Linked DNA regions of Homo sapiens: region 2 is linked to region 1. A link is an interaction called in ENCODE POLR2A ChIA-PET data of the cell type or tissue named here. Cell type or tissue: K562. All regions are shown on one strand.

Evidence for each region. Peaks named below come from ENCODE experiments on the same cell type or tissue, not always from the same donor. Only the 100,000 strongest peaks of a DNase experiment are listed, where the experiment ranks them.
Region 2: POLR2A ChIA-PET joins it to region 1 with 8 read pairs; 1 of 35 experiments calls an interaction of 5 or more read pairs at or near these places.

Annotation. Positions count from the first base shown.
Region 1 is chr1:92,444,237-92,448,236 of GRCh38, reverse strand. No RefSeq gene overlaps it. Among named protein-coding and RNA genes, the nearest start is that of GFI1, 41 kb to the left of the region's middle. In K562, no CTCF peak of the experiment used is centred here; DNase peaks (open chromatin) are centred at 1,126 and 1,506.
Region 2 is chr1:91,904,653-91,908,652 of GRCh38, reverse strand. It overlaps a transcript of TGFBR3 not described here. Among named protein-coding and RNA genes, the nearest start is that of TGFBR3, 21 kb to the right of the region's middle. RefSeq lists an enhancer at 1,989-2,489. In K562, no CTCF peak of the experiment used is centred here; a DNase peak (open chromatin) is centred at 2,272; H3K4me3 peaks cover 2,060 bases.

The sequences.
Region 1 (4,000 bases):
GTGGCTGAGGTGGGAGGATCACTTGAGGCCAGGAGGTCAAGGCTGCAGTGAGCCTGTGTGCGCCACTGAACTCCAGCCTGGATAACACAGTGAGACCCTGTCTCAAAAAAATAAATAAATAAAAAGGAGCAGTGAATATGGAATATGAGGGCATATCTCAGCAAACATTGACTATGGAACAACAAACTATAACAATGTTCAACTTTTGGAGGGAAAAAAGAGAATTAACATACTGGGCTTATACTAGAATTAAAGTTGTCCAAAGTTCTTGATTATTTAGGAGTGAGGTAAAGATATCAACTTCAGACTTCACCTTAGGTCAGAATGCTAAACAAGCTAGTGTAACCCCTGAAATAAGAAACACAATGCATATACTTTCCAAACAAGTTAAGGGAAATGAAATTGGAAAAAAAAATCAATTCACGAGAATGCAAAGCAAGAAAGAGAGAAAAAAGCAACAGATACTAACAGGGTCTAGAGCACTTAGATCAGTGCCTGGCATGTTATCATTATAATAATAGTTATTACATTAAAAAATAAAAATATATTACACATATAATAATTTATTATTATTGCTGTTATTTCTTTTTTGATAAATCTCTCTCTGTGGCATTCAAGACAGGGACCCTTTAATAGGCAAGTCCTACTTGTTCTGATAGCTCCTGATGTTAACGAGTTGATGATACTAATTCAAAGACAAGAAGGAATGTGGAGGAACTGAAGAGCTCTATTACTCACAAAGTGTAACCTGAGGCTAGTCATTTCATTATTTGGCCCCAGTTTCCTTGTCAAATGAGAGGGTTGGAGAAGTTCAAATTGGATGATACTGTATTTTTAAATCCTCATGAACCCAGAGAAAGAGGAAATTTGACTCAAGCCAAAAAAAAAAAAAAAAGAAAGAAAAAGGTCAGAAATGGTTTATTTGAGTGAGCAGCCCTCACAACATCATAAGCACTCACAAGTTCAGAAGTTCAGTGCTCACCAAATAGGAAGCAGGGGCTCTTCTCTCTCATACCAGAACCTGACTGGTTTGGAGGCTGGCTGAGCAGGGACAAAGCAAACCCCCATTCAGAGGAGCCTTGCTTGGGAAGGCACCCTTCCAGCCAGTCAGAAGGAATTCCAGAGGCTCTCCGAGGAGCCTGCAGGCTGAGAGCTCTGCATGGAAGCACTGGGTCTGGGCTGCTAGATGGGTGCGAAGCTGCCAACCTTTCTCCTAATTATACGAAGACTTTTCGAATGTACCCCCACTTCACTGCCCCCCGCCCACCCACCACTGAAAGTCTTCAATGTTGAACTTCTTGACTCCTCACACCAATCATCCTTCTAATTCACAGATGAGATAGCCTGCTCTTTATGCATTTTACACACATTGTGATATGATAATGCCCTCCAGATCTACGTGTTGCAGAGAGAACTGGGTATGGAAGATAACTGGCTTGGTTTCCAAAGATAAATCTGGTCTTGTGTGGTGGCTGCTGAGGGAGGAGGGCAGAGAGCTGGGTTTATCCAAGCCTCTGGGAAAGTTCCCTTGAATGTGGGTGTGGTGGGATTCCTTCTGCTGTTCTCAAGTATGGTTTATCTAATCTGCCTTGAAACTACTCTGCTGACTAACTGCTTTATCACTGAGAAATCCGCTGGATCTCCTCCTCCACAGCTTTTGAAGATGGAGTCTGCCCTGTCTGAAAGTAATGTCATAAGCAAAAGATATAATACACAAAGATGTTCATCAAGTGAAACCTTGGTAATATCTGCTCAGCAAAGACATGGGCACATCCGTATGTCATAATGCTAGCGATTTGATATGTGGCAAAGCAAGTTCCCGAGTGGTAAAAATCAATGATAACAATAATAATGTTAGCATACATAGGAAAAAAATCAGAAGAACATACAAGTACACCAAAATGTTAACATTGATTACATGGGGATGGGCTGAAGTGGGATGGAACTTGGGGAGATTATGATATATGTGTTATGTACTCTGCAATGTTTGAATTTTATATAACTTTGCATTACTTTTGGATCAGAAGGAAAGAAAGAAGAAAGGAAAAGGAAGGAAGGGAGGGAGGGAGGGTGGGAGGGGAAAGAAAGAAAAGAAGGAAAGAAAGGAAAAGAAAGAAAGAAAAAGAAGGAAAGAAAGAAAGAGAAAGAAGAAAAGAAAAGGAAGGAAGGGAAAGAAAGGGAGAGGAAAGGAAAGGAAAAGGAGAAAGAGAAAGAAAGAAAAGAAAGGCAGTGTCAGAAACATTTCTCCATTCCTAGCCTCACTGATGCTTGCTGTGCCCTCTCACTAGCCAAGGTGAAGATTTGGTGCTGATTCGAATTCATGGTCAAATGTTTTCTTGAACCGGGTGCAGTGGCTCACCTGTAATCCCAGCACTTTGGGAGGCTGAGGCAGGTGGATCACCTGAGATCAGGAATTCAAGACCAGCCTGGCCAACATGGTGAAATCCCGTCTCCACTAAAAATACAAAAATTAGTCAGGCATGGTGGTGGGTGCCTGTAGCCTGTAGTCCCAGCTACTCAGGAGGCTGAGGCAGGAGAATTGCTTGAACCCAGGAGGTGGGGTTTGCAGTGAGCAGAGATGCGCCACTGCACTCCAGCCTGGGAGACAGAGCAAGACTCCATCTCAAAATAAAAATAAAAATAAATACAAATACAAATACAAAAATTAGCCAGGCATGGTGGTGGGTGCCTGTAGCCCCAGCTACTCAGGAAGCTGAGGCAGGAGAATTGCTTGAGCCCGGGAGGTGGAGGCTGCAGTGACCCAAGATCTTGCCACTGCACTCCAGCCTGGGTAACACAGCAAGACTCCATTTCAAAAGCAAAAAAAAAAAAAAAGTTTCCTTGAGACCCAGAGACACTTTGTTTCCATAACTGCAGGTCTTACTCCACAGTGCTCAATAGCAGCTTCTTGCCTTCATTCATTTGCAATGACTGTTTCCAACCAGGCATGTACCTGTAGATATTTATATATTAAAATACTTGAGGTAGCTTGGTGTCATATTTGACCACTGAATTTGAGATTTATTTATGTACCATTTTCAGTTAAACTAATAAAGGAGTCATACTGTTTTTGAAATTTTAAAGTTTCATTTTTTAAAAAGTATTCAATATGTGAGGATATTTATTCAAATAGGAAGAATGGAGAATTTCAAGATGATGAGATTAAAATCTGATGTAAATTACCCATTCAAAACTTTAAGATTCCTATGGGTTGTCTTTAAATTTAAACATATCTACACATGTACAACTGGAAATCTTGGCCCCAAACACTGGCTCTGTTTCCTGGATGTTTCCAGGGAATGTATGTCCTTTGACTTTATTTCTAGGGACTCAGCCTAACAAAACTTGGCATATTTTCATAGGCTTTTTGGTTTGCAATTTATTTCATTCATTTACTTATTTAACAAACATCTGTTATCATCATTAGTATTAAAAATAGTAGTTTACAATTTAATAGGTGTTTATTACTTGCTGATAGCTAATATTGGTTAACATTTAATATCCATTTATTACCTGCTGTTATTTAGTTAAATGGCTTATTTTAACCTGGCATTGGGGAAGACACAAAGATGACCTAGACCTGATGGTATGTAAATAATCCAAACATGGCTCTGTGCTCAAAAGTGGGTGGTGGTGCTGATGTCAGATACCAGGCTATGCAATTCCTCAGCTGAATAAATGACTTCCTATCAAGGAAACTGAGGAAACTTCCTGGGGGGTTGGCAGTATCTTTGAGTCTTTAAGTGAAGGATTTGGTCATCTGGAGAAGAAGGAGAAGGAGCATTCTAAATAAAGGCAGGAAGTCAGAAGTGGGAATGTTCAGAGCATGTGAAGCGTCCTGGGTTGTGTAGGGGCCAGAGCATGTGGTACAAGAAGGGAAGACACAGGAAAGAAGGCTAGAAGAGCAGATGCCAGGAAAGTTCCAGTTATAAAGGGCAGCGAATAATTTATCCCAACACATTCATTTGACAGATGAAGGCACTAAGGCTCACAGAGACAG
Region 2 (4,000 bases), 540 kb after region 1:
TCAAGTGATTCTCCTGCCTCACCCTCCCAAGTAGCTGGGATTATAGGCATCTGCCACCATGCCCAGCTAGTTTTGGTATTTTTAGTAGAGACGAAGTTTCACCATATTGGCCACGTTGGTCTCGAACTCCTGACCTCAAGTGATATGCCTGCTTCTGCCTCCCAAAGTACTGGGATTATAGGCATGAGCCACCACGCTGGGCCAAAATTGGCAAAATTTTATGAAGAACTCTTAGACCACTATTTATTAATTTCCTGATTTGCTTTTTTAATATGAAGAAACATTTTTCCTTTGTTACTTTTTCATGTACTTGTATATGATTATTATTTATTAGTGGTCTGATTTGCTTTTTCAATATGGAAAGATAATTTTCCCTTTTTTTCATGTAATTATGCACACACTTTATTGCTTAGGATGCAGAACATATGAGGATAACTTTTTTTTTTTGGCAGATGTTTACCATATGTGGAGCTTAGTTAGCATAGAGAATACTCATGAGTCAAGAATGGCCCACCCCAATGCCCCTTTGAAACATTTGTATGTGGTTTCATGAAATAAATACTTTTTTTTTTGGAGAGGTAGTTTCACTCTTATTGCCCAGGCTGGAGTGCAATTGTGCGATCTTGGCTCACTGCAACCTCCACCTCCCAGGTTCAAGCGATTCTCCTGCCTCAGACTCCTGAGTAGCTGGGATTACAGGCAGGTGCCGCCACACCCAACTAATTTTGTATTTTTAGTAGAGATGGGGGTTTCTCCATGTTGGTTAGGCTGGTCTCAAACTCCTGACCTCAGGTGATCCACCCGTCTCGGCCTCCCAAAGTGCTGGGATTACAGGTGAGCCACCGCACCTGGCACAAATGTATATTTTAATAGAGTCAAGATGGCCATGCTGAAGTCTTTGTTTTTGGGTAATCCAACCCAAACTATCTGCTGTGGGCATCTATTTTTTTTTTTTTTTTTGAGACGGAGTCTCACTCTGTCACCCAGGCTGGAGTGCAATGGCGTGATCTAGGCTCACTGCAACCTCCACCTCCTGGGTTCAAGCGATTCTCCAGCCTCAGCCTCCTGAGTAGCTGGGACTACAGGCATGTGCCATCATACCCGGCTAATTTTGTATTTTTAGTAGAGACGGGGTTTCACCATGTTGGTCAGACTGGTCTCAAACTCCCGTCCTCAGGTGATCTGCCCACCTCAGCTTCCTAAAGTGCTGGGATTACAGGTGTGAACCACTGTGCCCAGCCGGGCATCTATTGTTTTTTCTGCACACTCTACCATACCTCTTAAAAAATTTTTTAAAAATTTTTATTGTTTGTGGGTACATAGTAGGTATATATATTTATGGCATACATGAGATATTTTGATACAGGCATGTAGTGTGTAATTATCACATCATGGTAAATGTGGTATCCATCGCCTCAAGCATTTATCCTTTGTGTTACAAACAATCCAATTATACTCTGTTTTTTAAAAAAATGTACAATGAAATTATTATTGACTTTAGTCATACTGTTGTGCTATTAGATACTAGATATTATTCGTTCTAACTGGAATAATATATTTTTTAAACAGTAAAGAATGAGATAAAAAAGTGAAAGAGAAAGAGAAAGGTACTGTATTCCTGGGTAAATATACATGCTCCCTTTGCTTTCCCTGTTTCATTGACAGCCATGCACACTTACGTTTATATTCCTCATTATTTGATAATCTTCCCCATTAGAGAAATAGGAAAGGCTCTAGAACACATGAACACACTTATACAGCCTTTATGATATCCAAATTTATCCATTTTACGCCAAAAAAAAAAAGTACTTTCAGTAGTGCCTCCCATGTATCTTTCAAAAGGTACATAGCTCTGGGTGCACAAAAAAATTAACACAATTCCCTATACAAAAGGGACTGCTCAGAGCTAATAACAGCTAAAGAAGAGAGGACGCCAATTGCAGGTACAGGCACATCTCTTCGAACCCTCCCCTAAAACAAATGAAGGACAGAAGAAAACAGAAAACTGGTTAATTCAATTATTACTCTGCGGAAACTTAGGGATAGTGCAAATAAAGCTCTGAAATTAGACTTTACTGAGCCCTGCCTCTTGGGCATCCCCCAAGAAGTGTCCGCGACCCCCCAGAAACCTCAGGGACACCCTCCTAGACACCCCGCCCCACCAGCCTCACAGGGATGAACCTCCCTACCATTCTTTGAACCCCCCTACCATTCCTTTTTGTCTGGAATCAGATCTTGATTTCCTTTTGGGGAATCGCCCCTCCCCTGGCCATGTGGTTCTCGCGAGATGAGCACAGTGCCCCACCTACTCTGAACTAAGAATCTTGTTTTTTTGAGACGGAGTCTCACCCTGTCGCCCGGGCTGGAGTGCAGTGGCGCGATCGCAACCTCCGCTTCCCGGGTTCAAGGGATTCTCCTGCCTCAGCCTCCTGAGTAGCTGGGACTACAGGCGCACGCCACTACACCCGGCCAATTTTTGTATTTATTTATTTTATTTTATTTTATTTTTTAGTAGAGACGGGGTTTCACCATGTTGGCCAGAACAGTCTCGATCTCCTAACCTCGTGATCCACCCGCCTCGGGCTCCCAAAGTGTTGAGATTACAGGCGTGAGCCACCGCGCCCGTCCAGAATTATCTTTAAAATTTATTTCTTTAAGATTTGTAGCTACTAAGAAAGAAAGGAGCTTTTTTTCCTTGGGCCTTCAAACTGAAAGAACCGCATGAGCCTGAAGCTGCGCATGGTCTTAACATCAGGCTGTGCAGGAAGAAGCTATCTGCAGATGGATGCCAGCACACACAAGGAAGCAGAGCTCTGGCAACATTGAGGTCAGTACCTTCTTTTTTGCTTAAGCTAATATTAATTGAATTTCCATCATTTGCAACCAAAAGTGCTTTGATACTGCTTTTCATCTAGGGGTAAGAATGATCAACTTGGTGCAAGCAAAAGTAACTGGTTGGCCAGGCGCGGTGGCTCGCGCCTGTAATCCCAGCACTTTGGGAGGCCGAGGCGGGTGGATCAGCGAAACCCCGTCTCTACTAAAAATACAAAAAATTAGCTTTGCGTGCTGGTGGGCGCCTGTAATCCCAGCCACTTGGGAGGCTGAGGCACGAGAATCGCTTGAACCTGGGAGGCCGACGTTGCAGTGAGCCGAGGTCGTGCCACTGCACTTCAGCCTGGGCAACAGAGTGAGACTCTTACCTCAAAAAAACAAAAACAAAAACAAAAAGTAACTGGTCAACGGTTGTGAGTAATAGAAAACTTATCACAATCTCTTTTGGATAACTGGTAAATTTTTATTGGTTTGGCATGCTAAATTTAGAAAGCTCAAATAACTAGCATTTTTCTGTACCCTAGAGAAAAGTGTTAAATAAGCCAACTGATCCTGAGGATTATTCAAAGATGTAATTCCAGGTTATGTCAGAGTGTCAGTGTGGATTCAACTTAATCACCTACATTTCCAACATTAATAGGATTATTCTGTAGAAACTGATGCCAAGAGAAATGATCCTGAGTTCTGTACTAATAATAGCTACAACATATTGACATATTTTGTGCCAAGAAGTGTGCTAAGCCTATCATTATTTATATTTAATTCGCCCAGAAATCCTAAAAGGTAGGTGTGATTGTTCCTTTTTTACAGGTAAAGAATCTGGCCAGGCATGGTGGCTCATGCCTGTAATCCCAGCATTTTGGGAGACCAAAGCGGGCGGATCACGAGGTTAGGAGTTCAAGACCAGCCTGGCCACCATGGTGAAACTCTATCTCTATTAAAAATACAAAAATTAGGCCGGGCGCGGTGGCTCATGCCTATAGTCCCAGCACTTTGGGAGGCCGAGGTGGGCGGATCACCTGAGGTCAGGAGTTCGAGACCAGCCTGGCCAACATGACAAAACCCTGTCTCTACTAAAAAGTACAAATATTAGCCAGGCATGGCAGTGGGGGCCTGTAATCCCAGCTACTCAGGAGGCTGAGGCAGGAGAATTGCTTGAACTCAGGAG